Linked DNA regions of Homo sapiens: region 1 is linked to region 2. Evidence: read pairs that join two places in POLR2A ChIA-PET (ENCODE). Cell type or tissue: OCI-LY7. All regions are shown on one strand. Each heading gives the region's core, and the rest is flanking DNA. Links, peaks and the distances in the headings are about the cores only. Region 1 has its middle 53 kb from the start of LINC02694. Region 2 has its middle 19 kb from the start of LINC02694.

Region 1 (8,823 bases), core at 583-8,582, 72 kb after region 2:
AACAATTACAGAAGCCAAGGAAACTATTCAAAATAAATATTTCCTATGCTTTAGCACCCATTATCCCTCCTCCTTGCAACTCCCCACTGCTGGTAACAAATGAGTCTTTCCCCATCTCAGGAAAACCTGTGGAACCTGGAGAGGGCAGTGAAGAGCTAAATGAGTAATTCTGAAAGAAATTACACAACCTACCTGGAGTATAAGAGATCTACCACAGAATTTTAAATGCTGACTCTTTTTTATTGGATGCTTGTTTAATTTGAGATATTAAATATTCTGCTTGAGAAATGTGTTTTGTAATCACTTTTTATCTTTGGCTATAAATGATATTCCTCTTGTTCTTGATAATGATATCTAATTTAGTAATTTAATTTTCATTCCACCAGACAGGCGTTCCCACACACAATTGAAGTATGCATTTAGAAAGAAACCTAAGACTGAGCAGGTTGGCTCATACCTGTAATTCCAGAACTTTGGGAGGCCAAAGCAAGAGCATCACTTAAAGCCCGGATTTCAAGACCAGCCTGGGAAACATAGTGAGACCCCCGTCTCTACAAAAATATTTTAAAATTACCTAGGCATAACAGTGGTGCACACCTGTAGTCCTAGCTACTCAGGAGGCTGAGGTGGGAGGATCACTTGAGCCTGGGAGTTAGTGATTACAGTGAGCTATGATTAATCAGTGCCACTGCACTCCAGCCTGGGGAACAGAGCAAGATCCTGTCTCTAAAAAGAAAAAGAAACATAATATAGATGCCTTCCTTGGATCCAATTAATATTTACTGAGTGCTCCCTAGATGCCTGACACTTTCACAAACACTATTTTATTTAATATTCTCCCAGACTAGTTTAGTTTTTTCAGCAAACATTTATTAAGCACCTATAGGTGCCAGCATCATACCAGATGCTGGGGATACGTATCAGTCGGGATGGACTTGCTAATGTTGTGGTAACAGACAGTCCCACATCATAGTGACTTAAAACCAAGAAGGATTATTTCACACTCACACTGAACATGCAGCATGGGTTGGCTGGCAATCTGTTCTTCATCTCCATCATGCCCACTCAGAGCCCTGGGTTGACAGAGCACTCACTGCTCTACATTGCTGGTCAGCCAAGGAAATAGCCAAGGGGGTGGGAAGGTCTCAGCTTCTCCGGCCCAGGGTTGGCACAAATCACACTCATACAGAACCAGCCAGATGGCCTCAGGGGGTCAGGAGGTACAATTCTACCACATGCCCAGAAGCAGAGTTCAAAATAGTCTGCAACCAGCATCAAGGACTTAAAGGATGGAAAGTTTAAATGACGTGGTTCTTGCCTTTGGTGGAGCAATCAGTCCAGTTGGGGAGACAGACACATAATTTGAAATTTTCACATCCTCAGTGCCAACAGAAGTCTGCAAAGAGGTATGGGAGCAGAGAGGGAAAGTGGTGAATCCAGATTGGATGTATGGAGGGTAGCAAAGGCCTTGAAAGCCCAAAAAAATGATATTCACAGAGTCAGATGTAGACTCTGCTCATTCAGCTCTGTTCAGAGCGAGAGAATCTCAGCAAACGGAATTTGAGACTTTCAATCATATTGCCAAGGCCAATCCCATTATGAGATAACTGCCTCAGGGGTTATCAGAGCCTGATGCTATTGAACATGCTATTGTTTAAACAATTCCTCTTAGGCTAATTCTGGTGCTCTCTAAGCAAACATCTCCATAGGGATCCTCTTCCAATGTAATGTGAGTCTGCGAATGTACCTATCACTGAGGAATATTTAGGTCCAAAAAAAGTTTTATTTCTCACTTAACTGATGTGCTGACAAATCAAAAATTTGAGCCTGAAAGATTCAGCTCCTTTGTGGAATCACCAAGACAATGTCATGCTGTGAAACCTTATAAGAAAAAAAACAATTACAGGCTCCTTCCCTGGTCAATAGATATGCTCTCTGTATTGCACAGTGGACATGAGACCTAATTCATCTATGAATTTATTTTTTGTTCAATTTTTGAAATATGAGATATTTCAAATACACAAAAGGACCAAAATTATATAACAACATTCCATACACCAACCACCAGATTTGACCTTTTGTTGTTGTTGTTTTGTAGAGACAGGGTTTTGCTATGTGGCCCAGGCTGGTCTCAAACTCCTGGACTCAAGCAATCCTCCCACCTCGGCTTCCCAAAGTGCTGGGATTACAGTCATGAGCCACCATGCCTGGCCCAGATTTGACCTTTCATATTTTGAAATATTTTATTTTTTAGAAATAATTCAATGTCTAGTTAGTGTCCTTCTCCAACCCTTTCCCTCCTCTCTCTCCCCAGAGTTATGTCACTTCATACATATTTTTGTGTTTTTATAACATACAACTTATACTTTTATCACAAATAAACTACTGTGTTTTTAAACATTTGACATAAACATAATACATGCTCCTTTTGTAACTGGCTTTTTTCTTCTCAACATCAGCTTTTTCAAGATGTATTCGCATAATTACATGAAAATACAGGCCATGCATTTTAAATTGCTATAATACAGCATCTCTCAATCCTGACTACACATTAGAATTGCTTGGGGAACTTTAGAAAAAAACTGATTCCTGAGATCTACCCCAGGCCAATTCAATCCATGTGATCAATTTTGGTAACAGTTACATTTACCCTTAAAATGAATATATATTTCCTAATTCATGTGTACAGAATTTTATAAATATCCATCATACCTACCATGTTAATCATATTAGTCAAAATTCCTATGCCCTTACCTATTTTTTTGTCTTCTTAATTTATCAATTTCTAACTAATGTATACAATACGATTTCCTATTGTGGTTGTTGATTTGTCGATTTCTCCTTGAAGTTCTTCAGTTTGGGGTTTACATATTTTGAGACCATGTTGCTAGATACTTGCTCACTCAGGATTTTAATTTAAAGTTTTAATTGTAAAAGTTATTCCTATTTATTGCTATAAAATAATCATCTTCATGCATAATGTTTTCATTTTACAGTCTATTTTATTTGATATTTGTGTGAGTCCCGAGCTTTCCTTGTATTAGTATTTTCATAGTATCTCTTTTACCACTATTTTATTTTCAACTTTTTGTGATATTATACTTTTGTATTTTGAAACCATCATATCAAGGTTTTAAAGTCAGTTTTTTCTTTTTTTTTTTTTTTTTTTTTTTTTGACAGAGTCTGACTCTGTTGCCCAGGCTGGAGTACAGTGGTGCAATCTTGGATCTCAGTTCACTGCAACCTCCGCCTCCCAGGTTCAAGCATTTCTTGTGCCTCAGCTTCATGAGTAGCTGGGATTACAGACATGCGCCACCACTCCCAGCTAATTTTTGTATTTTTAGTAGAGACGAGATTTCACCATGTTGGCCAGGCTGGTCTCAAACTCCTGACCTCAGGTGATCTGCCCACCTCCCAAAGTGCTGGGATTACAGGTGTGAGCCGCCCCACCCAGCCTAAAGTCAGTTTTTCTTAAAAGAATCTGAGTCTCTGTATCTGAACTGGTGAATTTAGGCCATTTACATTTATAATGATTAGTGATATATTTATTTGGACCTATTTCTGTAATTCTGTTTTGGGCTTTCTATTTACTCTTTTCTTTTTCTTTTTTTCCCTTAAACTGTTGGATTTATCATATTTTCTATTTCCTCTTTTGCCTTGTTCTGGTTTTAAAGCAATATTTTCTATTTCTATATTTTGAGATTACCCTTAACATTCTTATATATGATTAATCAACAGAAATCTTAATTTAACCAATATTTCTAACTTCTTATAAATAATAGACTATTAAAACATTTTAAATTCAGTAAACTCCTATTCTACATGTAATAGTTTTCTTCTATTTTTAATTCCACCTTGAAATTACATCCCCAAAACTCATTATTTTGTTGATCCTATTATTGTTTTCATTTGTATCACTGCTTATCAATTTATTACTATTTCATATCATTTATTATACATTTTGGATTCCTGTACCATGCAGGCAAATAAATGTGGATATTAAGTCCATGTAAAGTATAGGTTGGTGGTTTCATTTTCTCAGGTCAGACTTTTTTTTCATCAAGAACCATATGGAAACACAGAGGTTTCCTTTTTGTATCTTTGGCCTTTTTTTTTTTTTTTTTTTTTGCCGGGGTGGGTTGGGGCGTTTTTTTGTTTGCTTGTTTTTTCACCCTATCATTGAGGGTACAGCCTCAGCCTCTCAAATGTCTTGGCTTTTGCAGAAACCTCAGATTTATTCCCTATATCATGCAAGTTCTAGCTCCTTATTTAACATATTGTCATCCTTAAAGCTAAGCCCCAGGTTGCAGGAACCCATAATCTTCACTCCAAGGGCAGCCACGTGTCAGATCACAAGTTTACTAATCTGGTTTTCAACTCCATCTTCTTTTCTGGGATCTAGGGATTTCCTTTTTTTCTGGCAAGCTTAGCAAATATTTCAAAAAAATTTTTACACACCTTATTTGGCTTCTCTCACAATTTGTAGCGGGAGAGTTTCAGGTTATCTTAGTCTACCCTTTTGCCAGAACTAAAGATATTCTGTGTATTTGGGGTACATGCACATATGCACAATAGCTTGTGTTATGCACGTGCAAAACATGCACATAAACTAACAACGCCCACAATTCCATAAGGTCAAATTTCTATAAGAAATTTCTTATTATATAATAACAAAATCACTCATAGTTGTTTCTCCTTCTCTGATTGAACCCTGACTAATACAAAAATTGGTACTAAGAGTGGTTTTGTTGTTTGCTTCTAAATGTGCTTGAAAATGTGTAGAAAACAAAAAAACAGCTCAGGACTAAATTCCCAGCTCAAGATCTACATAAGGGGCCTCAAATATATGACTACCCTAAAAGAAACTTTTATCTTCTTCTGCCTTAGGGCTAAGATTTTCAAAAGCCACACCCAAAGTCTAGAACAGCAGGTGGCTGACTTACAATGCAAATTGACTTCCCTTCCTCATAGAGTCTCCTATGTTAAAGTTAGGATATTAACTGGTAAAGAGGCTGAGTGTAGTGGTTCACACCTGTAATTTAGCACTTCAGGAGGCTGAGGCAGGAGAATTGCTTGAGGCCAGAAGTTCCAGAACAGCCCAGACAACACAGCAAGACCGCATCTCTACAAAAAAAGTTTAAAAAATTATTCAGATGTAGTGAAGCATGACTGTAGTCCCAGCTGCTCAGGAGGCTGACGTGGGACAATTGTTTGAGCCCAAGAGTTTGAGGCTGCAGTGAGCTATTTTACTACTGCACTCCAGCCTGGATAACACACTGAGACATTATCTCTAAAAGTATTTTTTAGGCAGGGCACAGTGGCTCACGCCTGTAATCCCAGTACTTTGGGAGGCCCAGGCGGGTGGATCACAAGGTCAGGAGATCGAGACCATCCTGGCTAACATGGTGAAACCCTGTCTCTACTAAAAATATAAAAAAAATAGCCGGGCGTGGTAGCAGGCACCTGTAGTCACAGCTACTCGGGAGGCTGAGGCAGGAGAATGGCATGAACCTGGGAGGTGGAGCTTGCAGTGAGCTGAGATCGCGCCACTGCAACCCAGCCTGGGTGACAGAGCGAGACTCCGTCTCAAAAAAAAAAAAAAACAACAACAAAAATAACCAATACTTTTTAATTGATAGAGAATGCAATCCTGAGTATTGGGATGTGAATATATGGGTAAATCCTAATGAAGCTGGTAGATTCAAACCCCTTAACTCTCTTAACTCTCCTTTGCCAATAGAGGCAGCCCTTCTTCCCCTAAGGAGATTAGTCTCCTCTTATCTGAAGAGCCTATCATTACCTCTCCTGAGATATATTGCCTTGCTGGAACTCCTGAGATATTTTGCCTTGCTTGATCTTCCTCCAGCCCTAATCCCACCACCATTCACTGCTCCTTTACTAGACCTAAATCTCAGTGGGTTTCTGTGTGAAGAAGACTCATGTGGTCAAGATACAAAGTGTGACTTAAGAGGAGGTACAATAAACAACAAATGAACTGAATTATTTTACCAGTTTTCAACAACAGAAATCTAAGTAACAACCAATTCCCAACCTTGAGCCAGTTCACAGACCCAGAACTCCTTGAATAAAGAAGAGACTGAGTCCCCTTGAGTAAGGACCATGCTACCCAGACAAAAAATACAGATACTAAATCTTCCTCTTAGCTCTCCCCAAAGGGACTTATGGCCTTTATCCAGGAAATTGTGCATTGGAGAAGGAAAAATGATCAGGCTTTTCAGTGAATACTGGACATCCACTAATTACTGTAGATCTAAAGCACCACTGTGATCCATCAATCAGCAGGATTTTATGGAAGTCAAGCAATGAATGGGATTTTGGCTCAAGTCTGTCTCACAGTAGCCCTGGTGGGTACCCTAACCACTGACAAAAGCATCACTGTATGCCACTGAGGTTTTGTGGCTGTTTGTTATGCATTATTATTGTGACAGCTGATAACTGATATAATTAAGAATATTTAGGTGAGGCTAACAACTGTTAGAATGGTTATCACCAAAAAGGCAAAAGTTAATTTGCAAGGATGTGGAGTAAAGAGAAACCTCACAAACTGTTGATAGGAATGTAAATTAACACTACTATTATGGAAAACAGTATAAAGGTTTCTCAAAAAATTAAAAATAGAACTACCATATGATCCAGCCAGCAATCCCACTACTCGGTTTATATCCCAAGGAAATAAAATCAGCGTGTCAAAGAGATATCCTCACTCCCATGCTTGTTGCAGCATTATGCCCAAGAGCCAAGATATGGAATCAACCTAGGTGTCCATCAGTGGATGAAGAGATGTTTTGAATGAGGTATAAGCTTGTCTAACCTGTGGCCCATGGGCTGCATGCAGCCAAGGATGGTTTTGAATGCAGCCCAACACAAATTCGTAAACTTTCTTAAAACATTATGATTTTTTTTTTGCAATTTGTGTTTTAGCTTATGAGCTATTGTTAGTGTTAGTGTATTTTATGTGTGGCCCAAGACAATTCTTACTCTTCCAATGTGGCTTGTGGAAGCCAAAAGATTGGATACCCTTGTAGTATATATACACACAACGGAATACTATTCAGTCATAAAGGAGAAGGAAATCCTATCATTTGCAACAACACGATGAAACTGGAAGACATTATGTCAAGTGAAATAAGTCAGGCACAGAAAGATAAATACTGCATGATCTTACTCACATGTGAAATCTAAAAAAGTTGATCTCATAGAAGTAGAGAGTAGAACGGTGGTTACAAGAGACTGAGGTGATTGGGGTGGGTTGGGGAGATTGTTGGTCAAAGGCTGTGAAATTTCAGTTAGGAAGAAAAAGTTTATGAAATCTATTATACAACATGGTAACTATAGTAAATAATACATTGTCTTCTTGAAAAACGCTAAGAAAGTGGATATAAAGTGTTCTTACCACAAAAATGATAACTACGTGAGGTAATGCTAATGTTAATTAGCTAGGTTTAGTCCTTCCACAATGTACATATACTTCATAATAATATGTTGTATACAATAAATACTTAGGATTTTATCTATCATTAAAAAAAATTAAGACTATTTAGAGGCAGTTAAATTTAAAGGATGTGATTTTTAGATGTGACATGTGGTATTTATTAGCCTTATTTACAGACTAGGAGATTAAGGAGATAAGGGAAAAACAATTTATGTGTTCAAGGTCTCAAAGGATGATACTAGACTGTGTCCAGTTGTTATTCTCTGGATAATAATCTACAAAAGTAAGATGTAACTACATTGCAGATAGGTTATCATGCCCTGTTTAACTAGAAGACATTTACAAAGTCGGTGGTACGATATTAAAAATTATGTTCTTTCTTTGCATTTTTCTATAGACTACCATTTAACCATAATATTAATAGTTGCCTATCTCTAGCTCTAGTTCTCTGTTTAGTGTCTTACAGAATGTGTTATATCTGTAATACTACTAATTCGCTTTATACCAAAGCATGCCCAAAACTGTGAGCCACCCTTTCCTTTAAGGCAAATTAGTGGGGTCCAAGCTCAGTTCTGTGTACAGAGTAACAGGCCACAGTAGGGAAATTTCTATAGCACAGAAGCACAAGAAAATCTCCTTGTCCTAACTGGACTCCCTCACTGAGCTCCCTATGTACCTACTTTCTACCATTAGTCACCCCTTGGGTTCTATTGTTAAAAGGAACTGGTAAAATTCCAATATTTCTTGAGAAGGGTGCCATAAAATACAGAGGATTTTCTCCTACGGCTGGAGGCTGGGGGGAAGGGAAAGTATGTAGAGAAGAAAGGTCAGGCCCAGTGAGGCCAATCGAAGATAAGCTAAGGCAATGGACAACCCTTTGGCTGGAGTCGGGGAGACCCATGGGGACCTTCTCAAGAGGGATCATGGAGGTTAGCAGTAGGCTTGTCTGCTTCTTCATTTGAAGGGGGCAGATGACTTCTTTCTAGGAGCCAGAGTGGGATATGATCAATGCCAAGAAGTGAAGCAGAACAAAAGTGGTAAAATGGTAAAGATCATTCATCAATTAGGTGTTAGAAGATGGGTGCTGGTCTCCAACTTGGCCACAGACGAGTTGCCTCACTTTGGGCAGGCACTTCACCTCTCTGGCCTCACTCCTCACCCTCCAAATGAGAGTCCACCAGAGGATCTTTCCTGATTTCACAACTGGTAAAATGTGCCCTGGCAATTTTTGTATTAGTACCAATTTTTGTATTAGGCCCCTGGACCTAACCAAGAAATGCAACAGAAACAAATACTTCTAAATCCCAAGTCTCAATGTCTAACTGTGATTTCCGAGTAGAAATGCTGTGTTTGCCGCTGAGAGTGACCAC
Region 2 (8,823 bases), core at 651-8,650:
CAGGAGCCTGGATTATGGGTGTTAATTGTCCCTTTTTCTAGGTCTTCCATGGTAGCTGCAACATTACGCTGAATTCAATACCTTCTCTCATAATTGTATAAGTTTTCAGTGCAAAAAAAATTGCTTTTCTGCACCATTAGCCCCAGTCCAAGGTTTTTCTACCAGGAAGTCAGGTTCAGGAATTTAAGAAAAAAAAGAAAACCTATAGGCTAAATATATTTATTTGTAATCAGGATGCTCCCCACACTCTATTGCTAAAGATGCTGAATCTCTCACAAGAGTTTATTCCTTTGCCTTATCACTCAACATTGTATTATAAAAATTAGCATACTCTAGCACTCCCTGAACATTTCTCCCCAAAGTAACTGCAGCCTAGAGACTCGGGTGGGCCCAAGGAGGCCAAGTCATCTACCAGGCAGAGCTCTCCACACAAGGGTCAGATTCATCTTCCATCTAGAGGAATAGCCAGACCTGCAGAACAAAACAGAGCACTGTGGCCCATGACCTACGTTCCTCCGCAGTTACATCACCCAGGAAATTCACAGTGGGGGCCTCATCTTGGCTATTCGGTATCGCAAAATCACAAACATAAGACCCACATCAACATAGCGCTTAGCTGGCAGATAACGCCACAACTTAATCAAATATGTGCCTGATTAGAACTCATCCTCCACCATGAATAACTGGTAAGAAAGACTCAAACTTTAAAAAAGCCAACAAATACATGAAAACATCAAGAACATATTTCATACACATCAAATTGGAGAAAAATTAAAAGTCTTCCAACATACAAGCTGGCAAGAATGTAGGAAAACAAGATGTCATATAGTAATGATGACAGTATAAATACCTACCAGCAGTTTGGAAAGCAGTTTCACATTTTCTGGAAAAGTTGAAAATAAGTATATTCTTCTACTGAATAATTTTGCTTCCAGGTAAATTACCCTAGAGAAACACTCACACACGTGCCCAAGTAGACTTCTGCACAGTTGGTTGTTGCAATGTTATTTACAATAGCAAAATCTTGTAAGTTATCTAAATGCCATCAATAGAGAATGGATAAACTGGCATAAGTTCATGTAATGGAATACTAGGTCACTGTTAAAGTGAATAAATGAAGAATTACATAGGTGGTAATGTGGATGAATCTGAAAAATATAAAGTTGAGCAAAATAAGAAAACTTCTAGTATGTTCATTTTTATAACTCAATACTGGCCGGGCACAATGGCTCACGCCTGTAATCCCAGCACTTTTGGAGGCCGAGGCAGGCAGATCACTTGAGGTTGGGAGTCTGAGACCAGCCTGGCCAACCTGGCGAAACCCCATCTCTACTAAAAATACAAAAATTAGCTGGGAGTGGTGATGCACACCTGTAATCCCAGCTACTCGGAGGCTGAGGCAGGAGAACTGCTTGAACCTGGGAGGCGGAGGTTGCAGTGAGCAGAGATCACACCACTGCACTCTAGCCTGGGCGACAGAGGAAGACTGTCTAAAAATAAAAAATAAAAAAATAAGAAAAACTCAGTGCTATAGAGAAAACACATCCATGTCTAAGTATAAAAATTTATGTAAAAAGAATACTAAAGATAGTGGTTATTGCTAGGGAGGGAGAAAATGAATTATCTATCACATTTTTTAAGATAAAGGTCAAATATAATGAAATATTAATATCTGTTAAACCTGGATGGTAGATACATACTTATTTTTGTTTTTGTGAGCAATTAACATTTTCATAACTTAAGCAAAACTTATTTCTTAAAAAAACTATCAAATATTAACTAAACAGATAATTCTATAGGTGAATAAGTCACTAAATGATTGAGCACCCTGAATACTGAGGCCTATTGTACAAACAATAGAACACATTACAGCTTCAAGCACCATTAGCAAGTATCAAAATCTTATGCTACATTTGACATGTGGAAACTAAGACACCAAGATATTAAGTGACTTCACATAAATAGCCACAACCAGAACCCAGACCTCCTAACTTGCAGTCAGGACTCTTCTACCATGCCTCGGGTATATATCATTGCCACCTTCATTAGAAATAGATACAAAGGATTGTATACATTAGAAGTGGTATGGAGAACCAAGAGTTAGGACTGTCCCAATAAATTGAGATTCATTCCCAGAAGGTTCTCTCAATGTAAAAATAATATGCATAAACTGTCTGAGAAAACTATATAGCAGCTTATACCATAGCTTCACCCCAAACCCAGAATAACTTCTTCCAGTTGTCAATTATGGGCAAACACCATGAAAGAAAAATAGATATCCCAAGGAATCATTGACTAGAGCCCTGCTTATGACCTGGTTGGCAGAAGATTCCCCTACTCATCCTTCTGCAGTTGAGGTTTCCTCAGGACCCTAGTAGGTCAATACCACCCAATACCTCTTAAATTCTCATGCATCCTGATCCCTTGGGCAACCTCCAGATGCCCTGATGCAGATAATTCACTGGCAGAATCTGAAGAGAGTGAGCTTTCCCATTTATTTCTGTCATCTTCTCCCTATCCATCTTAGCCGTGGTTTATAAAGTATGTATTATCTGAACTGAATACATGGTTATATTCAGTTCATGGTTATAAAGTATGTATTATCTGAACTGAAGACTGGGTTTTCCAAGTCCTTTCCAGCCCCTAGGCTTTAGTGTAATTAACAATAGCTAATTTTATTGAACGCTCGATAGACATTATTCTATATACTTTTTGATTATTAACTCATTTAATCCCCACAAAACCCCTGTGAGGTAGAGAATATAATCATCATCACTTTAAAGACAAGAAATGACAAGCAGAGACAGACTTAAAAATATTTCCCAGGGTCATGCTGCTAATAAAGTGGTGAAAGAGGATTGAAACCTAGGTTATTTGGTTCCCAACCCTCAACCATCACACACTACAGCAAACTCTATTCTTTGAGTACTTACTCATTTTTGGAAAACAATTAGAAAAATGGAGACATGTTATTAGTTCATTACCTTTGATTCAGCCACTGCAGAAGTCACAATGATGGGGAGAGAGAGAGGCAAGAAAAGCAACATGGCCCCGGCTCCAGAGCCTATGCCCACAGATGCAGCATCAAAGGGACCGCCTGTCCTTCTTTATGGTGACTTTATAATTGTGAGGGGCAGGGACCTGGGTCTGTCTTGCTCACCATATTTCCTCACTACTTAATAAAGGATCAGGCACATGTTTAGTAAATATTTGTCAAGTGAATCAAAAATGACAAAATAATGTTCTATACAAGAAAGGAACATGCTAATGTGTCCGGAGTTCGTTCCTTCCAGTGGGTTCGTGGTCTTGCTGACCTCAAGAATGAAGCCTCACCTTCACAGTGTTACAGCTCTTAAAGGTGGCATGGACCCTAAGAATGAGCAGCAGCAAGATTTATTGCTAAGAGCCAGAGCCAAAGAACAACGCTTCCACAGCATGGAAGGAAACCCGAGCGGGTTGCTGCTGCTAGCTGCAGGGGCTTGCTTTTATTCCCTTATTTGTCCCCTCCCATATTCCATTTCCGTCCTGTCAGAGGGCCCTTTTTTCAATCTTCCTTGCGATTGGCTACTTTTAGACTCGTGCTGACTGGTGCGTTTTACAATCCTCTTACTAGCTACAGAGTGCTGATTGGTGCATTTTACAATCCTCTTGTAAGACAGAAAAGTTTTTCAAGTCCCCACTCAACCCAGGAAATCCAGCTGGCTTTACCTCTCACTGATACTACAGAAAATTAAGGAATGGGGTAGCCCCCCGAAGTATTTCCAGGGTCTCAAGGGTGTACTTGAGATGAGGCTGAAAGTGACCCGTTTCATCCCAAAAAAAGATCCCATGTGTCCATTCCTGAGAGTTCCTCTGATGGAACTTAAACCTAACATCGCTAGGAAAGGTCAGTTAAGTCGCTATTCAGAAAATCTACTGTTTAACCATTGTTCTGTGCCATAAGATCTTGAGGATCCTCATGAATCCCATCAGGTCTTTGCCTTTCAACATCAAAGAGAACTAAAGGCCGTGCTTGGTAGCTCATGCCTGTAATCCCAGCACTTTGGGAGGCCAAGAGGGGATGATCACCTGAGGTCAGGAGTTCGAGACCAGCCTGGCCAACATGGAGAAACCCCATCTTTACTAAAACTACAAAGTTAGTGGGGCATGGAGGTGCATGCCTGTAATCCCAGCTACTCCGGAGGCTGAGGCAGGACAATCACTTGAACGTGGGAGGCAGAGGTTGCGGTGAGCTGAGATTGCATCATTGCACTCTAGCCTGGGCAACAAGAACGAAACTGTCAAAAAACAAAAAACAAAACAAAAACACACACACACACACACACACACACACACACACACACACAAAACCAATAACCAGGAGTGGTGGTGCATGCCTGTGGTCCCAGCTACTCAGGAGACTGAGGCAGGAGAATCTGAGTCCAGGAACTTAAGGCTGCAGTGAGCCAAGATCATGCCACCACACTCCAGCCTGGGTGAGAGATTTGTTTAAAAAAAAAAAAAAAAAAGAGAGAGAACTAAAAATGGCAGTCGATGTCTATCCCATTAGTTGTGTGAGCCTGTATCAATAAATATATATTACAAAGCTGGCCTTTAGCAGAGACAAGGACAGCTGCATACATCTCTCTGCCTTGATTGAGATTTAGGTCTTCTCTGCCACATTCTAGAACTTTTATAGTTGGTGTGTTTGTGTTTTATAAAGGAATCTGTGGCTGAATAACTTCCAAAAATTTCCTATGACCCACTTCTACACAACTGTCTTTGTCTCTCACAGAAGGCATAGGTCCCTGATGCTGGTTAGTGATCTCGGCAGCCAGGTCTCTAAGGAAATTCCAGGTTACCCACAAGCATTTCAAGAGTCTTGGAAATTCTCTAATGAACTAACCCAAACATGCAGGGGCACAGTTTTAACAGGGCCAGATAGGCCCCCAGGGCATGGAGGTATTTATTTCACTGGGCCCCTGTGTTTGCAGGGGGTCTGCAACAGTAACCTCATGAAGCTTGGGGGCCCTTCTTTGGTGTCCAGCAGCTTTCTCTGAAGGAGAACTGTGTTTGCTTGGTGCCCTCCCATCCTTCCAGGCCTCCAGAAAGCCTTTTTGATTGCTGTTTCAGAGCACACTTCAGGCAGCAAAAGCCAGCAAAAAATCTCTTGGATCTTCTGGCCACAAGTCCTGTACTCCCAGTCCCCAGCCTGAATGCAGAGCTGAGAGAAGGGGGTCTGCAGGGGAGGAGAGCAGAGCTAGGAACGAGCTTCCTTTGCTGTTGGCTTCATCTCCAACCACAAGAAAATTTTCCACTGTTTCCATTATTGCTGGCAGGCACCCACACTGTAGGAAGACAGACTCTCTGTTGAGAGAGGAGCGATGGAATATGGTGAGTAAGTCAGTGAAGCACGCAGGCAGGAAAGGAGAGCAAGCAGGAAAGCAAGGAGAGAGAAGCAAAGATGGCAGAGAGAGAAGGCACTGCCCATTCGTGGGCAGGGCCAAAATGGCTGGGCAGGTCTCTGTGTTGGATGGAGTTAGATCCATATATTTAATCATGAATCATGTTGAGCCAATACACGTTGCCTTAACTAAACTATAAAAGAAATTTCCTTTTAATTTTATGTCATTCAAAGTAAGCTCAATATTCATGAGGGAGAAGGGCTGGGGGACCTCTTGGCTTCTGGATTTATTATTCCAAAAAAAACTGAGTTTTTTCCATATTTTCCATGATGCAGTTGCTACCTCCCACCGTGAAAAATAATAAAGACATGTAAATACACTGCCTCGTAGGTACCCAGATTGACTGTGGGTCATGTCCATTTTGATTTAATGATGCAACGTCACAGCTTTCTCTTCTACTTCAGAAAGCATTGGAATATTAAGGAATGAGTATTATTGGTGATGGGAATAACTTGCAATCCTCTGATTTTTCAAGAATTAACATTCACATGCATTGGTACTAAGATAACGTTAATCATAGGAAATTATTTGCAGTGCACCTCAGGAAAGATCGGGACACGCTGCCACCACTTAACGATCTGCTGAACCTGGAGATGACCTTATCAGACGTTCCTGGCAGAAATATCGTTGTCTAGACGTGGAGGACATACAGACAATTTCCCCTATTCCAACATGAACGTCCATAAAGTAATGCCATCTGGAGAGTTAAGCTTTAAAATATAATCATAACGGATCACGGCAGATATAAAAATTCCGGGACCCTTTGTGTTCCTGGAAAGAAAAATGAGAGGCAGGATAGACAAATGTCCAGGTAATAAAGGGAGGAGGAAATGCCAGGGAACCAAGCATAGCCACAGACAAGGGAAAGATAGCACACACATCCAATCACATGGGAAGGAGAAGAATGGGAAGTTGGCAGAGCAAATCAGGGCATCGCAAATAGCTCCTTCCCTCCCTGAAGGAGTGTTAAAATTTCTCCAGAGGTAGAGTCAGTCTTTCGAAGGGTGAACATCTGTGGGTCTTCTCAATGCAATCCCACCCTGGAAGACATTTCTGGAAAAGACTTTAGAACTTTGGTCATTAAGACAATTTCTCTTTGCTTTGGTATAGATTCACTTTTGGTAATTTATCTCATACCTATTAAGATCTACCTTGTGATCGTTTGCGAGTTTTCTAAAATGTTTTAACAAAATAAATCATTATCATATAATAAAGTGCTTAACAAGCCTTGAAAATGTAAATCAATGCTAATTTTAGCATTATTGCCATTTAGTAAGATTTTTCCTTAACCTGGACAACTATTTGTGCTATTTCATCAGGAGAATAGGCCGGGAGTGGTGGCATACTTTGGGAGACCGAGGTGGGAGAATCACTTGAGCCCAGGAGTTCAAGACCAACCTGAGCAAAATAGCGGGACCTGTCACTACAAAAAAACTAAAAAATTAGCAGGGCATGGTGGTGCATGCCAATAGTCCCAGCTACTAGGGAGGCAGAGGTAGGAGGATCACTGGAACCCAGGAGGTCAAAGCTGTAGTAAAACGTGATTATGCCACTGCATATCGACAAAGTGAGACCCAGTCTCTAAATAAATAATCATCCTCAGGAGACTTTGTCTTATGTCTTTTAGGCATCTCATTCATCAAAATTTCCTAATCTCCCTAAAGCCCAGTCCAAGTTTGGGTTAAAGCTCAGGTGAATAAAAGAGAGGGAGAAAGGGTTTAGCACTTAATATCACCTAGTAGAGCTAGGGAATAGCTTGAAGAATCCTGGTAAATTAAACAAAAAGTGCCAGTGCCCCTTCAGTGGGCCAGGAGAATTTTTAAAGTATCATTAGAGGCTGTCATCTTTTATCTTGGGTTGGTGGACATATTTGCACCATTGACAGCCTGTTTAATCATCTACTCTATTCACTTGTCAGAATTCTGTGGCAGGGATGAGCTCAAACAATGGATTTAAATATAAAGAAATGGAAGGATGGTTTAAAAATTCTTAGGACAGTTTGTCTAAAACACATAACCTGTTCATAAATGATAGCATCTTTCTGCAATGACTGGGGGTCCACGGCTCTTCCTTCAGCCCTCTGCAGGGCACTGTCTACTTGCTGTCTGTGAGAGGTCACTGCCAAGCATGGCACAGCCATTGCTCCAGGTGTGCCTCTCATGGAAGGCCTTATTTCCCCATCAGGACACACCAGAATGAAAGCTCTAGGAGGTTATGGTCCAAGCACATCTGGCTTGTTTACCAGTATATCCCCAGCACCTCGCACAATAGTTTATAGTTTGCATTCGATAAATATCCGCTGAATAAATGAATGGCTATTTCCAGTTGTCTATCACCAAGTCAGTTTTCAAACATTTTGATTCAAGCTTAGAATTTCACCTCCTTCCCTGCCCACCCCCCTACAATAATATTCTGCAAGAACGCAAAATTCGAAACTTGCAATGAACTATTTTCCTCTTCTCTGGGCTCTATATTGGGTCCTATCAACTTCTTCCTCAATGTATCTTCAATGATGATCTCCTTTGTCTCCCTGCCAATAGCCAAGGCCACAGTATGTACCCCATTTTGTATGTATGTATCCTTTTAATAATAGTTTCTCTATTTTCTCCTTATTCAATACGTCCAGCAAACTGGTACCGTACCTATTATACTGAGTTCTAGCAGAGCTTCTTTACTTCCTACTACAACGATTTCATGTTTGTGCTCAGATAAGCACAGAGACTGCACGGTACAAAGGAGCAAGTGATGACTGACCCTCCTGCCATTGATAGTGAGAAAGTTTCCTCCCCATCCTGAATCTCTGCTGTCTCATCTGTACAATGTGAGGCTTGGAACACTTGGTTTCCAAAGATACATCCATACTAAGATACTGCTCTTAGTGTCCTGCCAACTCCACAACATCCTCTATTAATTCACATTCCTCATCCATCCAAATTATGCACTCACTTCCATGCCATACAGGCAAGTTACCTTCTACTCAAGTCAGGCCTCTTATTCTATATCCAATAGGCTCACTTTTGCAATTAATCTTGGCTCATCCTACTTTTTTCTCCACATAATTCACCCAGCTCTGCACATTTATCCATCCAAATTCTGTGTTTCCTTCAAGATCAGGATCTAACTCAAATCTGGCTTCTATGACTCTTTCCCTAACTCACTTGTCTATAATGGGATCTACTTTATCCAAGTCATTGTAGCAAAGTGTTACATGGTCTCTCTCAAAAGAGACACTTTTAGCAAGGAAGGTCTCTGCAGGGAAAAAACAATCAACCTCCAAAGGAAGGGAGTAGTACTAGGTTCTCAATCTTTAAAATCATGTGCCTGGGCCGGGCATGGTGGCTCATGCCTCCCAGCACTTCGGTAGGCCAAGGCAGGCAGA

Evidence for each region. Peaks named below come from ENCODE experiments on the same cell type or tissue, not always from the same donor. Only the 100,000 strongest peaks of a DNase experiment are listed, where the experiment ranks them.
Region 1: POLR2A ChIA-PET joins it to region 2 with 5 read pairs; 2 of 35 experiments call an interaction of 5 or more read pairs at or near these places.

The regions. Positions count from the first base shown.
Region 1 is chr15:38,639,216-38,648,038 of GRCh38, reverse strand. No RefSeq gene overlaps it. Among named protein-coding and RNA genes, the nearest start is that of LINC02694, 53 kb to the left of the region's middle. In OCI-LY7, for the core only: no CTCF peak of the experiment used is centred there; a DNase peak (open chromatin) is centred at 4,978; H3K4me3 peaks cover 382 bases; H3K27ac peaks cover 2,296 bases.
Region 2 is chr15:38,710,956-38,719,778 of GRCh38, reverse strand. No RefSeq gene overlaps it. Among named protein-coding and RNA genes, the nearest start is that of LINC02694, 19 kb to the right of the region's middle. In OCI-LY7, for the core only: no CTCF peak of the experiment used is centred there; no DNase peak of the experiment used is centred there.